Regions from separate parts of the Homo sapiens genome. Here all the other regions are linked to region 4. Evidence: chromatin contacts called from ENCODE Hi-C or POLR2A ChIA-PET data. All regions are on one chromosome and are shown on one strand. The core of a region is the stretch at or near the end of the contact, and the rest is flanking DNA. Distances in the headings are between cores, read along the strand shown. Region 1 overlaps RPA1 (replication protein A1). Region 2 overlaps RPA1 (replication protein A1). Region 3 overlaps MYO1C (myosin IC). Region 4 holds the start of PRPF8 (pre-mRNA processing factor 8). Region 5 has its middle 74 kb from the start of RPA1.

Evidence for each region. Hi-C counts contacts between places; a loop is a spot of excess contacts on that map. ChIA-PET counts read pairs that join two places held with the same protein, here RNA polymerase II (POLR2A). Pooled maps may share reads with other maps.
Region 1: a loop to region 4 is called in a map of B cell, with 12 times the contacts of the local background. The contact joins the enhancer-like site here to the promoter of PRPF8 in region 4. A Hi-C loop is called at or near these places in 9 of 168 maps with a recorded cell type or tissue (B cell, K562, colonic mucosa and 6 more), 2 of 37 single-sample maps with no recorded cell type and 12 of 50 pooled maps. POLR2A ChIA-PET finds 5 or more read pairs at or near these places in 7 of 52 experiments (B cell, CD4-positive, alpha-beta T cell, PC-9 and 4 more).
Region 2: POLR2A ChIA-PET joins it to region 4 with 11 read pairs in activated T-cell. The contact joins the enhancer-like site here to the promoter of PRPF8 in region 4. A Hi-C loop is called at or near these places in 1 of 168 maps with a recorded cell type or tissue (naive thymus-derived CD4-positive, alpha-beta T cell) and 10 of 50 pooled maps. POLR2A ChIA-PET finds 5 or more read pairs at or near these places in 9 of 52 experiments (CD4-positive, alpha-beta T cell, Caco-2, MCF 10A and 6 more).
Region 3: a loop to region 4 is called in a pooled map, with 3 times the contacts of the local background. The contact joins the enhancer-like site here to the promoter of PRPF8 in region 4. A Hi-C loop is called at or near these places in 7 of 50 pooled maps. POLR2A ChIA-PET finds 5 or more read pairs at or near these places in 3 of 52 experiments (BJ, activated CD8-positive, alpha-beta memory T cell and activated naive CD4-positive, alpha-beta T cell).
Region 5: a loop to region 4 is called in a pooled map, with 2.4 times the contacts of the local background. The contact joins the enhancer-like site here to the promoter of PRPF8 in region 4. A Hi-C loop is called at or near these places in 2 of 50 pooled maps. POLR2A ChIA-PET finds 5 or more read pairs at or near these places in 6 of 52 experiments (HEK293, HEK293T, PC-9 and 3 more).

The regions. Positions count from the first base shown.
Region 1 is chr17:1,864,335-1,867,034 of GRCh38, reverse strand. The region is part of intron 5 of RPA1 (replication protein A1); the gene reads right to left. Among named protein-coding and RNA genes, the nearest start is that of RPA1, 36 kb to the right of the region's middle. Within about 2 kb of position 1,391, at least 2 of the 41 ENCODE cell types and tissues checked have a DNase peak (open chromatin) inside an H3K27ac peak, as active enhancers do.
Region 2 is chr17:1,846,065-1,848,764 of GRCh38, reverse strand. All of the region lies in intron 4 of RPA1 (replication protein A1), which reads right to left. Among named protein-coding and RNA genes, the nearest start is that of RPA1, 17 kb to the right of the region's middle. Within about 2 kb of position 1,372, at least 3 of the 41 ENCODE cell types and tissues checked have a DNase peak (open chromatin) inside an H3K27ac peak, as active enhancers do.
Region 3 is chr17:1,472,679-1,475,378 of GRCh38, reverse strand. MYO1C (myosin IC) reads left to right here. Exons shown (of 32, transcript NM_001080779.2): 15 at 347-441; 16 at 521-567; 17 at 689-769. Among named protein-coding and RNA genes, the nearest start is that of CRK, 18 kb to the right of the region's middle. RefSeq lists enhancers at 198-267, 418-547 and a silencer at 1,358-1,447. Within about 2 kb of position 1,403, at least 2 of the 41 ENCODE cell types and tissues checked have a DNase peak (open chromatin) inside an H3K27ac peak, as active enhancers do.
Region 4 is chr17:1,683,612-1,686,417 of GRCh38, reverse strand. It overlaps PRPF8 (pre-mRNA processing factor 8), which reads left to right and starts at 1,551. Exons shown (of 43, transcript NM_006445.4): 1 at 1,551-1,638; 2 at 1,836-1,946; 3 at 2,717-2,806. The coding sequence starts at 1,847.
Region 5 is chr17:1,902,996-1,905,695 of GRCh38, reverse strand. No RefSeq gene overlaps it. Among named protein-coding and RNA genes, the nearest start is that of RPA1, 74 kb to the right of the region's middle. RefSeq lists enhancers at 1,348-1,397, 1,478-1,527. Within about 2 kb of position 1,340, at least 2 of the 41 ENCODE cell types and tissues checked have a DNase peak (open chromatin) inside an H3K27ac peak, as active enhancers do.

The sequences.
Region 1 (2,700 bases), core at 142-2,641, 180 kb before region 4:
AGCATAATGATGGCCTAGCCCCACATCTTCCCACTCTAAAAACCAATACAGAGCAACAGGAATGAATGCCAACTGCATACACATACATGCACGTGCACACAGACGTATACACATCTCTCATTAGAAACGACATCTTCAGTGAAACCAGGGAACAGAGAAAACCCGCACATTCCAAGTTGTGTGAAAATGAAGCCCGAAACACCATAAATCAAGAACCCACAACAGTATAAGACAGAAGCAGCATGAATAATTTCAGTGTAAAAACTAAAACGGTGGCCGGGCACAGCGGTCCCCGCCTGTAATCCCAGCACTTCGGGAGGCAGAGGTGGGCAGATCACCTGAAGTCAGGAGTTTGAGACCAGCCTGGCCAACATGGTAAAACCCCATATCTATTAAAAATATAAAAAAATTAGCCGGTGGCCGGGCGCAGTGGCCCACGCCTATAATCCCAGCACTTCGGGAGGCAGAGGTGGGCAGATCACTTGAAGTCAGGAGTTCGAGACCAGCCTGGCCAACATGGTAAAACCCCATCTCTACTAAAAATATAAAAAATTTAGCCGGGCGTGGTGGTGGGCTCCTGTGGTCCCAGCTACTAGGCAAGCTGAGACAGGAGAACTGCTTGAACCCAAGAGGCAGAGGTTGCACTGAGCCGAGATTGCGCCATTGCACTCCACCCTGGGTGACAGAGAGACTCCGTCTCAAAAAAAGAAAAAAGAAAAAAAAAAGATCTCTAAGCATATACAAGTATATGGGATTATCTCTAGGCCAAAAAAAAATTTTTTTGTTGTTTTTTGAGATGGAGTCTCACTCTGTCACCCAGGCTGGAGTGTAGTGGCACAGCCCTGGCTCACTGCAGCCTCTTTCTCCCAGGCTCAAGTGATCCTCTCACCTCAGCCTCCCGGGTGGCTAGGACTGCAGGTGTACACCACCACGCCTGGCTAATTTTCTGTATTTTTGGTAGAGACAGGGTTTCGTCATGTTGCCCAGGCTGGTCTTAAACTCCTGAGCTCAAGCGATCTGCCAAGCTTGGCCTCCCAAAGTGTCGGGATTACAGGCGGGGGCCACCACACCTGGCCAGAAAACTTTAAAAAAACAGGATATGGCTGGGCGCAGCGCTCACGCCTGTAATCCTAGCACTTTGGGAGACTGAAGTGGGAGAATCGCTTGAGCCCAGGAGTTTGAGACCAGCCTGAACAGCATAGTGAGGTCTCATCTCTATTAAAATAATAATAAATAAGTAAAAGCAGGAGAAAAAGACACGATAGTGTACACAGTATGCTGCCTTTTGTGTAGGCAAAGTGGAGTACGGAACGAGAATATATATTTGTATTTGGTTACATTCTCATGAAGAAACGCCTGAAGGATAAAAAGAAACCACGAAAACTTTACCTCTAGAGGGCAGCAGTGGGTGGCAGGGGCGGCAAGGGTAGGAGTAAGATTTCTCTGCACACACAATTCGGTAGCTATAACTTTAAATCATGTAACTACATTATCTTTTTGAAATCATTTAACCATATTATCTATTCAAGATTAATGTTTATTAAAGAAAACAGATGTCTGATTATCTCAGTTATATTTTACATTTATTTAATTATGCAAGTTTTAATGGACAAATATATAAATGTGAAATAGAGATAATTTTAATTATGTATATAACATTCCCGCAGTAGACTCACTCACACGATCTATGTACTTAAATACAATTTTCAAGTAGGCAAAAACTTTGGTATGAAGGTTAATCTTTGAAGGTCCGGGCACAATGGAAACTGTTCTCACTGGGAAATGACAAATGCTCATTCTCATTTCTTGTAGCAACCCATTGTGTGACCTTGGGGAAGTTACTTCACTGCCTCATTCACGTTTTTATTTAATGATTAAAAACTGATCAACTGATCTCTACAACAGTTTCCTCTACCTCAACATTCTGCGATTGTGCTGAATTCACTGCTAAGGTCCAGACCTGAGATTCTCCAACTTTCCTTTCCTTTCCATTATCTCACTTAGGCAAAGGCCAGGACTCAGTTCCAGGTAGGAAAACGAAGACAGGATGCAAGAATTACTTCCCACCTCAGCTTTCCCAGTAGCTGGGAGCGTGAACCACCACGCCCAACTAATTTGTTTTTATTTTATTTTTTTGAGACAAGTCTCACTCTGTCGCCCAGGCTGGAGTGCAATGGCACAATCTCGGCTCACTGCAACTTCCACCTCCCGGGCTCAAGTGATTCTCCTGCCTCAGCCTCCCGAGTAGCTGGGATTACAGGTGCCCGCCACCACACTCGGCTAATTTTTTTTATTTTTAGTAGAGACGGCGTTTCACCATGTTGGCCAGGCTGGTCTTGAACTCCTGACCTCAGGTGATCCACCTAAGGTCCAGCCTAAGAATTACTGGGTTCAATTCCACTTACCCTTAAGTGAAAACCCTACTAATAGTAAAAGTTAGTTATGGACTAATTGAAGAACTATGTTGTTAAAGTTATTTTTATTTATTTATTTTTGAGACAGAGTTTCACTCTTGTTGTCCAGGCTGGAGTACAATGGTGCAATCTCAGCTCACTGCAACCTCCGATTCCCAGGTTCAAGCGATTCTCCTGCCTCAGCCTCCCTAGTAGCTGGGAATACAGGCGCGTGCCACTATGCCCAGCTAATTTTTTTGTATTTTTAGTAGAGACGAGGTTTCACCATGTTGGCCAGGCTGGTCTC
Region 2 (2,700 bases), core at 123-2,622, 160 kb before region 4:
GTGAAACCCCGTCTCTACTAAAAATACAAAAAAATTAGCCAGGCATGGTGGTGCACATCTGTAATCCCAGCTACCCAGGAGGCTGAGGCAGAGAATTGCTTGAACTCGGGAGGCAGAGGTTGTAGTGAGCCGAGATGGCACCATTGCACTCCAGCCTGGGCAAGAAAAACTTGTCACCCAGGATGGAGTACAATGGCGCAATCTTGACTCACTGCAACTTCTGCCTCCCGGGTTGAAGCAATTCTCCTGCCTCAGCCTCCCGAGTAGCTGGGATTACAGGCATGTGCCACCATGCCCGGCTGATTTTTGTATTTTTAGTAGAGACGGGTTTCACCATGTTGACCAGGCTGGTCTCAAACTCCTGACCTCAGGTGATCTGCCTGCCTCAGCCTCCCAAAGTGCTGGGATTACAGGCATGAGCCACCGTGCCTGGCTGATAATTATTCTTTAAAATATGACTAATACACAGTATGTTGACAAGCTTAATGGCAAACACTTCTTTTTAAATAACATGTTTATTGAGATATCATTCACGTACCATAATGAACTCACCCTTCCAGAGTGGATAATCCTATGGGTTTTGCATTTTGCAGTTATGCAAGCATCACCACTACCTCACTTTAGAACACTGTTGTCATCAGCAAAAGAAACCATGTGTACAATGACAGTCACTCCACACTCTACCACCCCTGAGAACCAGTCATTGAATTTGTTTCTATGGATTTGTCTATTCAGAGATACGCTTTTTTTTTTTGGAGATGGGGTCTTGCTCTGTAACCGAGGCTGGAGTCTCGGCTCACTGCAACCTCCGCCTCTTGGGTTCAAGCGATTCTCCTGCCTCAGCCTCCTGAGTAGCTGAGATTACAGGCCGCACCCGCCACCACGCCCAGCTAATTTGTGTATTTTTAGTAGAGATGGGGTTTCACCATGTTGGCCAGGCTGGTTTCGATCTCCTGTCCTTGTGATCTGCCCCGCCTCAGCCTCTCAAAGTGCTGGGATTACAGGCCTGAGCCACTGTGCCTGGCCAATAGATACTCTTATATAACATTTATGAGTATAATTAGTATACTTTCCACAGATGTCCGTTGACCCCACAATACAAATTCTAATGATCTGTTATTCAGAAATAAAAGCATAAACACGTTAAGATAAAGTACAAGGATGACTGCTCAAGTCCTGTTTAGAATAAACCTGAATGATCACCAAAAAAGCAAGGAGTAAATAAACCCAGCCGCACACACAGGCTCTCAGCAGAGGTACAAAAGAATATGAGGCAAGCCTGCAAGCTGAGGCAGTGCCATCAGGCAAAGCCCAGGGGAGTGGAGCTGTCTCCGTGACTGGAGAGAGTGGGCTGTGAAGTTTCCCAGCAAGGACTGCACTCAATCCCAGCAACACTTCCACCCTCTCCCACAACCATGCCCTGGAGGACAGAAAAGTGGCTGCAAAACACCACTTAAGCGCTCCAAGATAGCCTGGAGTGGAAGATAAAAGGTCCCAAGTGAGAAGGTTGGCAACATGTACCTAGCCTAGACTATGTCAGAGCAAATACCAAGTCTGGACAGGACTGTCCACATTAAGCATGAACAAAATAAAAAGGGATGATGACAAAGCAACAATACAATACACAACAATGCATAAAAGGGAAAGCAACAGGGAGGCAAAGCCGATTAAAGAACCCACTCTGGAAGAAAGTACAAGCCAAGAAAAGGAGTGACACTTCCCAAAAGCGATTGGCAAAATAAGTACGACTATATGAATCCAACAAATTAACAGTCAAAAGATGAGCTAAAACAAGAGACTAAGAAGAAAAGGGAGCTTGAACAGCTAAGAAAAAAACAGAACAAAATCAATACTATTATACATCTAATAATTTATAAAGATTGAGGAGTAGAAGAGAGAAAACTAAAAACTGTACTATTACGTTGGAAAACCTCGAAGCAAGCCAATGCATCCATCAGAAAAAAGGTTAAAGTAAAGACCTATGCGGAGATCAAAGTTATCTACAACGTATGTAAAAAACTGGAACTCAATAAGTGAAATAGAAAACAACATTAAGGAATAACACACAGAAAAACTTCGTTGAAAAGAACTGAATCGGCAGACTGAACAAGCATACCACATACCAGAAGAAAAAAGAATATGGACGGCCGGCCACGGTGGCTCACGCCTGTAATCCCAGCACTTTGGGAGGCTGAGGCAGGTGGATCACGAGGTCAGGAGATCGAGACCATCCTGGCTAACATGGTGAAACCCCGTCTCTACTAAAAATACAAAACAAAATTAGCCAGGCGTGGTGGTGGGCGCCTGTAGTCCCAGCTACTCGGGAGGCTGAGGTGGGAGAATCACCTGAGCCCGGGAGGTCAAGGCTACAGTGAGCCCTGATGGTGCCACTGCACTCCCGCCTGGGCAACCAGAGTGAGGCCTCAGGAGAAAAAAAAAAAAAAAAAAAAAAAGCAAAGCTTCCTACAAGGGAAGAAATCAAACCAGGCTGGCCTTAAGACTTCTCCAGATCAACATTCAATGCCAGAAGACAAAATTCTGAGGGTAAAGCCACATAACCTAACAATAGACAGCCAGGCAAGTGGTCATTCTAGCATAAAGACCAACAGGCTGATAATGGGGAAGACGGCACTAAAGAGCCAGTCCAGAAAAAAGTTATTGAGTGAAATCCAACCAACACAGAGATAAAGAGGTAGGAAA
Region 3 (2,700 bases), core at 154-2,653, 210 kb after region 4:
GGCACCATCTCGGCTCACTGCAACCTCTGCCTCCCAGGTTCAAGCGATTCTCCTTTGTCAGCCTCCTGAGTAGCTGGGACTACAGGCGCCCACCACCACGCCTGGCTAATTTTTGTATTTTTGGTAGAGATGGGGTTTCACCATATTGACCAAGCTGGTCTCGAAGTACTGACTTTGTGATCTACCCACCTCGGCCTCCCCAACTGCTGGGATTACAGCCGTGAGCCACTGTGCCCGGCCTGGGGTGCACCTGGGCAGCTGGTTCCTGCTCCTGAGGCCCTTTCAGCAGGCAGAGGGCTTGGCTCAGGCCGGCAGCCATCTGCAGCTTCCTCCCTGTCACCCCCAGGCACAAGCTGGCTGACCAGCGGACCAGGAAATCTCTGGGCCGAGGGGAATTCCGCCTTCTGCACTATGCGGGGGAGGTGACCTACAGCGTGACCGGTGAGGATCCTGGGGCTGTGTCCCCACAGGGGCCTGCGGGGAGGCTCTGTCTCACCTCACGTCGGTTCTCCCCTCCCAGGGTTTCTGGACAAAAACAATGACCTTCTCTTCCGGAACCTTAAGGAGGTGAGGAGGACGTGGGGAGGCCGGGGTGGGGGTGGGGATAGCCCACAGCTCTGCACCTGTGTCCAGGAGCCTGTCCTGCCTGTCCCTGTGCCCCACCCTGACCCCGGCTCTGCCCACACAGACCATGTGTAGCTCAAAGAATCCCATTATGAGCCAGTGCTTTGACCGGAGCGAGCTCAGTGACAAGAAGCGGCCAGAGACGGTGAGGAGGTGGCGGGACCGGGCGCAGGGGTGCATGCGCCTGAGTGTGCATGAGGGCCTGTGTGAGCCTGGGAGCTGGCAGCGTGCGTGTGAACGCGTGTGAGCCCGTGCACATCTGCAGGTGTCTGTAGGGGGCTGCCTTAGGTGCCTCTTTGCCTACTTTTTTTTTTTTTTTTTTTTTTTGAGACAGGGTCTCGCTCTGTTGCCCAGGCTGGAGTGCAGTGGCGCAATCTGGGCTCACTGCAACCTCCACCTCCCTGGTTCAAGCGATTCTCCTGCCTCAGTCTCCTGAGTAGCTGGGATTACAGGCGCCTGCCACCATGCCCGGCTAATTTTTTGTATTTTAAGTAGAGATGGGGTTTCACCATGTTGGCCTGGCTGGTCTCAAACTCCTGACCTCGGGTGATCCACCTGCCTCGGCCTCCCAAAGTGTTAGGATTACCGGTGTGAGCCACCACGCCTGTCCCTGTTTGCCTACTTGTGTGTGTGTGCTGTGTCTATAGTGGAGTCGTGTGTCTTCAGTGTGGGCTGTGTCTGTAGGGGAATCCTTGTGTACGTCTGTCTCTGTGGGTGCCCATATGTTGACAGCTGCCTCTGTGCGGTTGCTGTCATGTGTCTACCCACTCAGCAGACATTTATAGCAGACACTGCCAGGCACTGAGGTACCACAATGAGTGGGTGTGCCTGCAGCAACATGTGCACAGGGTGCTTTGCAAACTTAGAAGAGGGAACAGCAAACGGCCTGACGGGGCGGAAGGGGTGAGGGGTTGGGGAGGCTCCCTGGAGGAGGAAGCATTGGAGATGACTTGGGAATGTCAGATGAACCTATAGTGAGGGCCCAGTCCAGACACAGAGAGTCTAAAAAGGCCATGAGGTGAGCAGGAAAGCGATGGCATCAAGGAGAAGGACCGGGGGAAAGGCAGGCATGGCCAGGGTGCCAGATGCAGGGAGGGCTCCAGCGAGCTGAAGGCGGAGGTACGGCTGTTGGGCTTGGCAAAAAGAGGGTCAGGGGAGCCCCAGAAGAGTGAGGTCAGTGAGTCCATAGGGAGGTGGAAGCCAGACTGCCTGGCAGGGAGGGCATGCAGGCGACATGCTGCCCAGGGTGTGGCTCACTGTGCCCCTGCCCGCTGCTGCCGTCCACCCCACCCTCTCCCGAAGCACCACATCCTCCCGGCCCTAGCGTCTCCCTGCTGAGGATGCCTACACACCCTCCCGCCCAGGCCTCTCCAGCAAGCCACAGACTCGTGTATCTCATCCTCTTCCCCTAGGTGGCCCCAGGGCACCCTAGATCCCACTGGTCTATAACAAACGGGCCCTTGGTCTGCCCCTCCAGGCTTTCTCCTTCTTTGACCCAGTCCCCCAGGCCAGAAACCTGGGTGTCATCCCCTTTTTTGTTTTTGTTTTTGTTTTTGAGACGGAGTCTCGCTCTGTCACCCAGGCTGGAGTGCAGTGGCGCGATCTCGGCTCACTGCAACCTCTGCCTCCTGGGCTCACGCCATTCTCCCACTTCACACTCACGAGTAGCTGGGATTACAGGTACCCGCCATCGTGCCCGGCTAATTTTTTTATTTTTGTAGAGATGGGGTTTCACCATGTTGGCCAGGCTAGTCTTAAACTCCTGACCTCAGGTGATCCGCCCGCCTCGGCCTCCCAAAGTGCTGGGATGACAGGCGTGAGCCACCGCGCCCGGCTCCGGCCCCCTCGTTCTTTTCTCTCCTTGTCTCCCTTGTCCAGCCACTGGATCTTGCCGGAGTACTTAGCAGCTCCCCCTCAGTCCTTCCCTGTAGCCACTTCACCCGCCCCTCCTCCTTATCCTTTAAAGCTCAGCAGAGCGTCATTTCCAGAAGACGTCACCTGGTGCCCCCTAACCCTCAGACTGGATGAATTGTCCCTTTGTGGGGCTCTCAGAACCCACAGGCATACACCTGCTAC
Region 4 (2,806 bases), core at 302-2,801:
TAGCTGGGACTACAGGCATGTACCACTATGCCTGGTTAATATTTTTATTATTTGTAGAGATGAGGGTCTCAGTATGTTGCCCAGGCTAGTCTTAAACTCATGAGTTTAACCAATCCTCTCGCCGCTGCCTCCCAACGTGCTAGGATTACAGGTATGAGTCACGGTGCCCGGCTTCTTTCTTAACTCTTTCTAGTAGTTCTACCACTTGGGATTACCTTTTTCCTTCCTCTCCATTTACCTTTATGAAATCCTCACATCCATCCATCTCCATCAAATCTTTAACAATTCTCCTCTGTCTTTTTTGACTGTAGGGACCTTTAGAACACCCAGCATTAAAAAATAGATTTCAGGCCGGGCATGGGGGCTCACGCCTGTAATCCCAGCACTTTGGGAGGGCCGAGGCAGGAGGATTTCGTAAGGTCAGGAGTTTGAGACCAGCCTGGCCAACATAGTGAAACCCTGTCTCTACTAAAAATCCAAAACTTAGCCGGCAGTAGTGGCGCGTGCCTGTAATCCAGCTACTCTGGAGACTGAGGCAGGAGAATTGCTTGATCCTGGGAGGTGGAGGTTGTGATGAATTGAGATCGCGCCATTGCACTCCAGTCTGGGCAACAGAGTGAGACCCTGTCTCAAAAAAACAAAAGGAATATTTTTTAAATTTTTACCGTTCTGAAAGCACATTGACATCCTTTGAATTTTTTTCTAATTATTTCACTTTGATTTGTAAATTCTCAACTAGATTCAGGGGCTGTATGGGTTACAATTCCTCTGCACCCTCCACAGAATTTCAGACTTTTTTTTTTCCCCCGAGACAGAGTCTCGCTCTGTCACCCAGGCTGGAGTGCAGTGGCGCGATCTTGGCTCACTGCAACCTCCCCCTCCCGGGTCAAGCGATTCTCCTGCCTCAGCCTCCCGAGTAGCTGGGACTACAGGCGCCCGCCACCACGCCCGGCTAATGTTTGTATTTTTAGTAGAGACGGGGTTTCACCATGTTGGCCAGGCTGGCCTCGAACTTCTGGCTTTAAGTGATCCGCCTGCCTCGGCCTCCCAAAGTGCTGCGATTCCAGGCGTGAGCCACCGCGCCCGGCCAAGGTCTTAATTCTTGCCTGCCTTTCTGCTCCCCTGTGAACTCTACTGGTTGTCTTTTTTCCTGCTTTATCCCTCGTCCTCGGTAGACAGTGATGGTTAAATGAATGAATGCATGAACAAATGACTGTCCAGGAGCTAGTACTGCATTGCATGTACACATTGATGACAACAGACATCGTACAATGCGCAATCTTGGCAAATTTATTCAAACCCTTTAGACTTCGCTCTCTCACAGTGCGACGCCGGGAGCCCATCACACGCTGAGGTCTGTCAGAGGCCCCAGAAACAGCCTCGGAAATGGAGGAGGCGGGGCTTCACCCCGACCACACCCCCTTGCGTTCAAAGCCTTTCCGCCTATGGGCCCGCCTCCTCGGCGCAGTGTGCAACTCTAATTGGTCGTCTCACTAATCCATCTGAGCACCTCGGCGCCGACTGGATCAACTGCTGAACTCGGGTTGCGCACTTCCCGGCGCTGGGAACGCGGAGCGGACGCAGTCTGGCCGCCATTGCGCTGCGGGGAAAGCGGCCTCTTGTGTGAGGGCCTGTGGGGTGCGTGGCAGGCGTTTAAGGCCGGGCTGCGGGAGGCGTGGTCGGGTCGGGCCGAGTGACCGAAGGGGTTAGGCCGGGCGGGGCTGGATGCACTGTGTGGCGGGACTGCAGGCCGGGGTCCCCGGACGCCTTTCTGCTGCGCTTCTTGTGGGCCCGGGCCTGTGGTTAGTGAATTTTTCTATCCCGCCGCTCCCCAGATTCTCCGGATATGGCCGGAGTGTTTCCTTATCGAGGGCCGGGTAACCCGGTGCCTGGCCCTCTAGCCCCGCTACCGGACTACATGTCGGAGGAGAAGCTGCAGGAGAAAGGTGAGGCGAGAGTGTGGAGCGGCGCGCGGGCCGGAGGCGGGGCGGGTGTGCGCGCGCGCAGGCGGGTGGGGACCCTCCCCGTTTGGGCAGCTCCTGAGGTGTCAGCTCCCTTGTTATTTCCAGTTAATTTTTCATCAAGTCATTTTAAGCGCGTATTATTTGCAAGCGCTGATCCAGCGGGGGTACAGTAGTGACGGAGACAAAATTCCTGTCCTTACGGGGTTTAAATTACAGCGGGAGAGACAGAGAATAACAAAACCTTGAAGCTCTGTAATAAAAATGTCAGGCCGGGCGCGGTGGCTCACGGTTGTAATCCCAGCACTTTGGGAGGCCCAGGCGGGCGGATCACCTGAGGTCAGGAGTTCGAGACCAGCCTGGCCAACACAGTGAAACCTCGTCTCTACGAAAAATACAAAAATGAGTCGTGTGTGGTGGCGCGTGTCTATAATCCCAGCTACTGGGGAGGCTGAGGCAGGAGAATGGCTTGAACCCAGGAGGCGGAGGTTGCAGTGAGCCGACATCGCACCATTGCACTCCAGCCTGGGAGACAGAGTGAAACAACCTCTCAAAAAAAAAAAAAAAAGTCAGATAGTGATCAATGTGATGAAAGGAAAAACAGAGTAAAATGGTAAGGGAATTGGCAAGGGGTGCTTCTTCCTGCTGGTGCCTGCTTCTCCCTCACACTCACTGACAGGAGCTTACCCTAGGGCAAGAGGTGAAGAGGATTAGGGGGAGGGTGTGCAGGCCTTTAAACTGAGGTGCCTTTCCAGCTCGAAAATGGCAGCAATTGCAGGCCAAGCGCTATGCAGAAAAGCGGAAGTTTGGGTTTGTGGATGCCCAGAAGGAAGACATGCCCCCAG
Region 5 (2,700 bases), core at 91-2,590, 220 kb before region 4:
TGGAGCCAAGAATGGAAGCGCTGAGAACTACCAGCCCAATATTTAACCTAACTGGTAATTTGCTGTGACAATTATGCCACAAACGGAACACTACCACTATGCAAGGATGTCGCTCTCTAATTAAGAGGGCTCTGCTTTTCCTAGTCACCGGCACTTTAATAACACACACACAAAATGAGGCTTGGCTGCGGGAGCTCAAGGTTCTATTAGGAGGCACGTGCAGCATGCGGCGGTGGCCTGCACATCGGTCTGAGCGTTGCTGCCCGGTGAACCTGCTAACACCTTCAATTCTCCAGCAGACGGAGATGGAAGGGAACCGAGCAGTCAGACGCTCTCACGAGAGAGCCGCTTTGACTGACAGGCGTTTTCCCGGAGAGCCTGCGCGTGCCCCCACTGCAAATCGACACTCAGGCAGCGCCTCTTTCCAACCAGGAAGGCTTGGTGTGGGTTTGATCCTTACAGAGTAACTTTAACAAGGATTTCCAAAAAAATAAAAGTCCACGGAAACAAATTTTCCTCTTCAAGATGGAGAGCAAGACAGAACAGGGACACACGCACACCCAGACACCCAAATTGCCAGTTAGAGACCCTGGTATGAGACAAAAGAATATTATTACCATCACGGCTGTAAAGGATGTTGCCGTCTTCTAAACTGACTGCTGGACTCCTGAAACGTGGCTAAGCAAGACAAACTGTTTTTTGCTTAATTAGTGGCTCCTTTGTGAAAGGTTTGCTGCCTGGAAAGAGCCCATTAGAGGAGGAGAGCTCATTTGCAGGGATGCACCTTATACAGCTATTCAGATTTTGAATAAATCGTGGAGCAGGAAATTGGTGGTGGTGGTGACGGTGGGAGTCGCCGTGTTATGGAAGCAGAAAAGCTTCTGCAAGAGACAGGCTTTGCATTACAAGCCTAAGTGCTGAGGAGATCAGCTTTCCCAGGCAAACATATAAGCCTCTAAAATTTTAGGCCAATGGAAATGACCTCTGTACCATGGCTGACTGAAGATATAAATAAACTTCAACATGAACAGCAGTGTCAACGGTGAGAGGAGATGAGAGTCCAACTGGGGCTTATTTTTAAAAAGTCCTGCCTGTTCTAACTCCATTTCAGGGCTGGGCATTGAAGAGCACAAAGCTGCAGTTCCCCGCGGCAAGCCCTCCTCTTTAACAGGCACCAGCCCCCTAGGTTACCTGGCCGTTGAAAGGAAGCTGCAACACACATAAGTTAAATATAGGTTTGGTTATTTGCATTTTACAAGCACCGAGAATGTTATCTGAGGAAGCTGTCATTTTTAATGACAGCACAAACTTCCAATTACCAACTGGGTAATGCACTAGGGAACGGGCATAATTTTATAAGAACGGCTCGCAATTATTAAAAGTTTACACGATCACTTCTGAGTTGGCTATATAAATATTTCTCACGAGGCAGGTGGGATTCAGTTTTTCACAGGGTCTATTCAAGGCTGAAAAAAAGATTTGTTTTATTGAAAAGTATACATTTTGAGACTCATCAACAGCTAAGGAGAGGGTGTAAAGCGACAGCTACTAAGAGCCTGAGAAGCTGCAAATGCAGCCAGGTGGCTGGTTCAAAGCCTCTCACAAACACCCACGAGCTCACTGGCAAGTCAGACACTGTCACGACAAACCCAATGCAGGTTAGGGGTATGGCAATGGATAACACAAGAACCTCTTACTGGCCGGGCACAGTGTCTCACGCCCGTAATCCCAGCACTTTGGGAGGCCGAGGAGGCCGGATCACCTGAGGTCGGGAGTTCGAGATTAGCCTGGCCAACATGGTGAAACCCTGTCTCTACTAGAAATACAGAAATTATCCAGATGTGGTGACACACGCCTGTATAATCCCAGCTACTCGGGAGGCTGAGGCAGAAGAATCGCTTGAACCTGGGAGGTGGAGGTTGCAGTGAGCCGAGATCGTGCCATTGCACTCCAGCCTGGGCAACAGAGAGAGACTCCATCTCAAAAAAATAAAAAATTAAAAAAAAAAAAAAGAAACTTTCACTCAGCCCATAGTCAAACACTGTCCTATTTGCACCAGGAACCCATTTCCGTTCAGTACCTCTACCCAGCCTCCGTGGCACCGCGTGGCTTCGTGTCAGTGACGAACACAGCGCATGCCACTGTTACCAGTGTTGCTCTCGGTCTGCCTCATACAGACCGGACAGCCCCGACCTAAATGAAGGCTCTAATCAGTGAGTCTCAAATCACCCAATTCTTTGTGAAGTCTTTCCTGATTGACTCCAGTCTTCCAGCAATTTCCCCCTCAACTGCATTTTAATATCACTGTGATATGACTACTTAGCCCCCAAGCCTTGCTCTAAATAGTCCATAGCTCTCAGGGACAGATATCTTTAAGTCACACACTGGCTGGGCGCGGTGGCTCACGCCTGTAATCCCAGCACCTTGGGAGACCAAGGTGGGCGGATCACCTGAGGTCGAGAGTTTGAGACCAGCCTGACCAACATGGTCTCTACTAAAAATAGAAAATTAGCTGGGCGCGGTGGCATATACCTGTAAATCCCAGCTACTCGGGAGCCTGAGGCAGGAGAATTGCTTGAACCTGGGAGGCAGAGTTTGCAGTGAGCCAAGATCACGCCATTGCACTCCAGCCTGGGCAACAAGAGCGAAACTCCATCTCAAAAAAAAAAAAAAAAAAAAAAAAAGTCACATACTAAGGCT